2 separate regions of the Homo sapiens genome follow, and region 2 is linked to region 1. A link is an interaction called in ENCODE POLR2A ChIA-PET data of the cell type or tissue named here. Cell type or tissue: Panc1. All regions are shown on one strand. Links, peaks and the distances in the headings refer to the core of each region. The heading gives the core; the rest is flanking DNA.

What was found. ChIA-PET counts read pairs that join two places held together with the same protein. Peaks named below come from ENCODE experiments on the same cell type or tissue, not always from the same donor. Only the 100,000 strongest peaks of a DNase experiment are listed, where the experiment ranks them.
Region 2: POLR2A ChIA-PET joins it to region 1 with 6 read pairs; 1 of 35 experiments calls an interaction of 5 or more read pairs at or near these places.

Annotation. Positions count from the first base shown.
Region 1 is chr20:41,391,909-41,394,714 of GRCh38, reverse strand. No RefSeq gene overlaps it. Among named protein-coding and RNA genes, the nearest start is that of EMILIN3, 26 kb to the right of the region's middle. RefSeq lists an enhancer at 2,377-2,806. In Panc1, for the core only: no CTCF peak of the experiment used is centred there; a DNase peak (open chromatin) is centred at 1,157.
Region 2 is chr20:41,737,090-41,739,895 of GRCh38, reverse strand. No RefSeq gene overlaps it. Among named protein-coding and RNA genes, the nearest start is that of CHD6, 120 kb to the right of the region's middle. In Panc1, for the core only: CTCF peaks have their summits at 847 and 1,119 (motif pointing left); a DNase peak (open chromatin) is centred at 1,105.

The DNA.
Region 1 (2,806 bases), core at 170-2,669:
GAGGCGGAGGTTCCAGTGAGCCAAGATTGCACCACTGCACTCCAGCCTGGGCAATAGAGTGAGACTCAGTCTCAAAGAAAAAAAAAAGACTGGGTTGAGCCCCAGTAGGGGAGATAGCAGTACAGAAAGCCCCTCTCTTGTGCCTCAGTGGGACTAGGAGAAACAGCTTGAGGTCCCCTGCACCCCAAGTAAGGCAAGTGCTGGGTAAACCAACCCTGTGCTCAAACACTGACTTTGTGATATGGACTCAGGAGGCCTTGAGCAAAAGGGCCAGCCAGGCTCAGAGCCTGCTACTCTGAAGTCTGGCAGTGGCACCCACCTCCCTGCAGAAGAGGCAGACCCAGGGTTATCCATGGCAGGGTCACCAGGGCCTGGGGCTGCAGGATGCTAGGAAGTGGCTCAGCTCCTGCCTGGTCTGGGGCATCACTCTGGGCCTCTCCCTCCAGTGTGCCCATGGGGAGTTGAGCTGCCTGAGCCCTGGGACCCCTCCGAGCTCTGCCACCCTGGACATGAGACCTTGAGATGCTGTGTCCCCATCTTTGGGGGTGAAGGGTCCATTGACCAAGTTCACCTTCAGGCTGCAGGGCCGTCTCTGGCTGAAGTTCAGCTGACTGATGCTCCCATTTAATCTTGGGGCTTGGAGCAGGGTTCCTGAGCCCCCCAGGCAGAGTTCCCACCTTCCTGTTAGGCTATTCCCCATGAGCCTTTTTATAAAGAGTTTGGCTGGGAGCCAGAGAGTTTTGGAAAGTGTATGGGCCAAGCCAAGCTGTACAAACCTGTCTTCCTCCCAGAGCTGAAAGAGGCCAGGTTGTTCCCAGACAAATGCAGAGGCGGGGCCGGGGGTTGGGAAGAAGAAAGGGGGCTATTTTAGGAGGACTTGCATACTGCAGAGCCCCCACACAGCAGCAGAGGGTGTGGGGAGGCACAGCCAGAGGCAGCAGAGTTAGGGACCTGGTACCAGGTGTCTCATGTAGACACACACATGAAACATATGCATACACCCCCAAACGCATGTGGGCACAGACACAAGTTACACAGATACGTAGGCTTGCGACTGTGTATAAGCATGTGCTGATGTGTACAGAAATATGCACAGGTACATACTAGGCAGTCGCACCTGCAGCTGCAGGGACATGCACAAACATGCTCATACATACAATCACACACCACCACGTACACACACATGCATAGACACTTAGAGATGTACACAAAGGATGCAGATTGAGCAATGCCAGGCTAAACCCAGGAGGCTGGGAGAGGGCTTGCACTCCCTGACAGCCCAACTCCCTGAAACCCAGCACACACGTGCGTGCACACACACACACACACACACACACACACCCTGGGAGGAAACTGCTTCCTCCATAGGAACTTTTGGATCCAGGGCAACATGCAATCAAGACCTTGTACTAGGAAAGAAAGCGCCTTTGTCTGCTGGGACCAGGGCTGCAGGAGCAGCTGCAGCCTCCTCCAGGATAAGAGCCAGGCCAGTTCCTTGCCCTGGGGAGGAAGGTCAGGCCAGGCCCTAGATGGGGGGTGGAAAGAGGGAGCTGGGGGCTCCAGCAGGCCCTGCCACCAATCCCAGGACACTGTGTCTGGCTGGGGGCACAAAGCCCGGAAAGCCTGTTGTTCTCAGGCCTGGCCTCCCTGACCTCTAACCCTAGTTTGGCCCTGTCTCCAGAACGACTGTGGTTCTGATCCCAGCCCTGGGGCTACACTGACCCAGACTGAGACCTGGCTCGCCTGGGGCTCCATGCCTGCCATGTGCCTGTGACGTCACTTTTTTTAGCGGAGTGAAAAAAAGTCAGGCTCTGGAATTAGAAAGATGTGAAATTGAATCCTGATTTTGTCACTCTCTGAGTGATTTTGAGAATGTACTTGACTTTTTGAGCCCTAAATTCAAACTCCTGTTATACAGAGGCAAATCTTTTTATTTATTTATTTATTTAGAGACAGGGTTTCATTTCTCATTCCATCACCCAGGCTGGAGTGCTTGCCGTAACCAACCTTGAACTCCTGGGCTCAACTGATCCCCTCACCTGAGCCTCCCAAGTAACTAGAACTACAGGTGTGCACCACTCACCTGGCTAATTTTTTTTTAAATGTATCATAGAGATGGGGTCTTGCTGTGTTGCCCAGGTTGGTCTGGAATTCCTGGCCTCAAGCCATCCTCCCCACTTGGCCTCCCAAAGCACTGAGATTATAGGCATGACTCACCACGCCCAGCCCAAATCCTCTTTATTGAGCCCACTGCATACAGCTGCCTTCTCCCTGTGTGCATCTTCTCTTCTGGGCCTGGTGAAGCTGGGTTGGTCCTCTCAGCCCCCAGCACCCCTACCCAGCACCCTCTCCTGCTGCACTGGCCCCAGGGAGGAAAGCAAGACCCAGCCCAGATCTCTAGGGGCTGCCATCTTGGGAGCACCCCTCCTCCCTTGTGCCCTTTTCTCACCCTCTGTGGTCCCAGCCCTGTCCTTGAAGCTGCCCCGTGCCCCTTTGCACTCCTCATCACACTCTGAAGGCCAAAACTTCAGTGAGAACAGCCCTGTTTTTCTAACTCAGGAAAAGGATTTAGCCTTGGAGACCCTGCAGAGGTAACTTAAGCCCCATCCCCAGACACTTCCAGAACTAATTTTAGTCCTTCCATTCAACAGATATTTACCAAAGGCCTACTATGCTATTCTAGATGCTGGAGATTACACGGTGAGCAAATAGGCAAAACTTCCTGCCCTGGGGCTTACATTCAGGCTCCCCATGCCCCATGCTGCGTGGGAGCCTTTAGCCTCACACATTCTCCACATCTGCCCAA
Region 2 (2,806 bases), core at 115-2,614, 350 kb before region 1:
CCAGAAAGCACAGGACAGGCAGGGGTTATATTAATAATTAGCCTCTCAGTCTAGTAGCTTGGACCTCAGAAACACTGGGTGGAGAGAGGCAAGGAGGCCAGGCCTGTCAGGAGTGTGGTGGGGAAGCTGACCTATGGTGACAAACCCACCCCAATTTGCCCAGGACTTTTCAGGTTTTAGCACTGAAAGTCTCACATCCTGGGAAACTCATCAGTACTTTTCTTAAAACTGAAAGTTCTGCATCCCATGACTATCTCTCCTCTCAGTACCAAGAAAACAGGTTTGGTTAGTCACCCAAACTCAGATCAGTTTCTTTGTCCAGCAGATAAGGTGTCCAGGACAGGCAGGGCTCCTAGGCATTCTCTCAGAGTCAGTATTAAAGCTACAGTTCAGATCATCAAACTGTACAAGACCCAGGCATAGACCCAATAGGAAAATGAGGCAGAGGGAAAAGGAGTCCCTCCACCATGGGCGAGGGCTGGCCAGAATCAGGCTGGATCAGGGTAGAGCAGAGGTCGGGGGAAAACTCAAGTCCAAATCTTTGGCTGCCTTATTTGCAGTTGCTTTCCTAGTTTCTAGCACAGTATCTGGCACACAGCAAGTACTGGATGCATAATGAATGAATGGAGGAATGAGTGAACAAATGCATGCCTAGCCCATTACAATTAAATCAGAGACTTCAAGCAGCTAGAACAGAACCCAGCTCAATGATACAACTGCTAACAGACAACTTGGATCCGTGGGAGAGGATTCAAAGGGCCAGGAGGGAAAATGCCACTGGAGACAGAGTTATGCCTGAGAGAACAGCCAATCAATCCAGCCTTGCTGCTGGAGGGCTCACTGTCTGCTGGTGGTTCTTGGGGAGGAGGCTGCCATTTCCAGCCATTTTTCCTTCTCTCAATTGGTGCCTTTGGAAAATACACCAAGAATGCAAGGCTTTCACTGAGGCCTTCTTCAAAAGCATTCATTGTGAGAAGTCTCCATCATTAGCCAAAATTCGAGCAGAGTTTCTATCGGGCAATCACTTCTAACTTATAAAGAGCTTTTTACTGTAATTATTCCAGCGGCTACAGGCGTGAGCAAAAAGGCCAGGCCTGGGGAGCAACAGCAGCACCATCTTGTGGCTCTTTGGAGAACACCACCGGGCTGTGTCTGCCCTTCACTGGGTGTGTAAACCCAGTTTCTGAGAATTGACACCTTTGGATATCTTAACAAGGATATCTGCTTTGCTATTTAACAACCTGATCCACTGCCCAACCTTTATAAAGATCAAAAAAACATAAAATCAATCACCAAATTCAGCACGGATTCAATGGCATGTAACCTTTGTGTTTTCAGAAGTTTCCCAGAGAAAATGTACATTTGCTGAGCTAACTAACATGCAATACACAGGTGCAGATTAAGGAAAAACTATGCTTTTCACAGGCCTTCCACTACACAAGCATGCCTTTCTTGCCCATCAAAGGAAACACTGATTTTTTGAACTAAATGATTTGTTCGTTTATTTAACAAATATTTATTGAGTGCCTGTTATGTGCAAGGCCCTATACAAGGCACTGGGTGTACCACAATGAGGAAAACAAATATGGTCGCTGTCTGCTATAGTGCATATAGTCTAGTAGGGGAGGCAACATAACTCAAATAATTACTGAGATACTAGTGCCCTGGAAAAAGTGCTAGGAAGGACACAGGGGTGGTGTGTGTGATGTAGAACAAGGAGTCGAATAGAGCTTCTTTTATGATGGGTAAGCTAAAAACTAAAAGTCTCAATTCTCTTCCAGGAAACTCAGAACGAAAGCCTTCAAGCATTGCATTGACAAGCCTGCTGGGAGTTGATTGCTGGGAACAATTTGAACTGACCCCCAGTGTTAAGTGTGGTTATCTGGTTCCCTTTCACTACCCCCCACACACAATACGCACATATATATCCATACATGCACACGTGCACACACACACATTCACACACATACACATGCACAACTGATTTACCATCTCTTTGTGCTGAAGAGGAATTAAATTATGTGCAGATGAGAACCGCAGTTGTATGGAGTCATGCTTAGTTGGGGAAGAGCTGAAAGGTTCTTTAAAAGCCTTATCTTTGAGGTTCTGACAAGCTGGGTCTGTAGAACAGCAACTGAGGCTCCCCCAGGGCAGTAAGTCTCTGGCTGGAGTCCCCTAAGGAAGGGAAGATGAGGTCACAGGTCCACATGGTTGGGAGACTTCATAGGTGTAGAAATTCAGACTTGAAAGGGACCTTAAAGTTCACCCCCTCCTGATGTTTGAAAGAGGATGGTGGAATGCACGTGAGTCTTAGAATCAAACAGACATAGATCCTAAGCCTGGCTACAGCATGATTTGCCAATTCAACTTCTCTGAGCCATTTCATCATCTGTGAAATGAAATTAAGGATCTCTATGCTGCAAGCAGGCTCAAATTCTATTATGGTCCCAAGACTGGGCTTCTTCCTGAAAGCTCTGCTCTCTCTGCCCTGCATGACAGGGGATCCTTTCACCAAAAATTATTTGTTCTTTCTGAAAAATGGTAACTCGACATTCAAGATTTTTAGTTTATATTAATTTTATAAAGAACATATTTTAATATGCTATTTTCCATACTGACATAAATATAAATCACTGAATAATTAAATTGGTGGATAGGGACAGCTCATCCTTACAGAAGAACACTAACTAATAAATACAAGGAATAATGGAAATAGAAAATCACCATCAGGCAAACACCACCATGTAATTGTTACAAACAAGATACTTATTAAATACAAATGGAGAAATAGGAACTTAATGGTGAA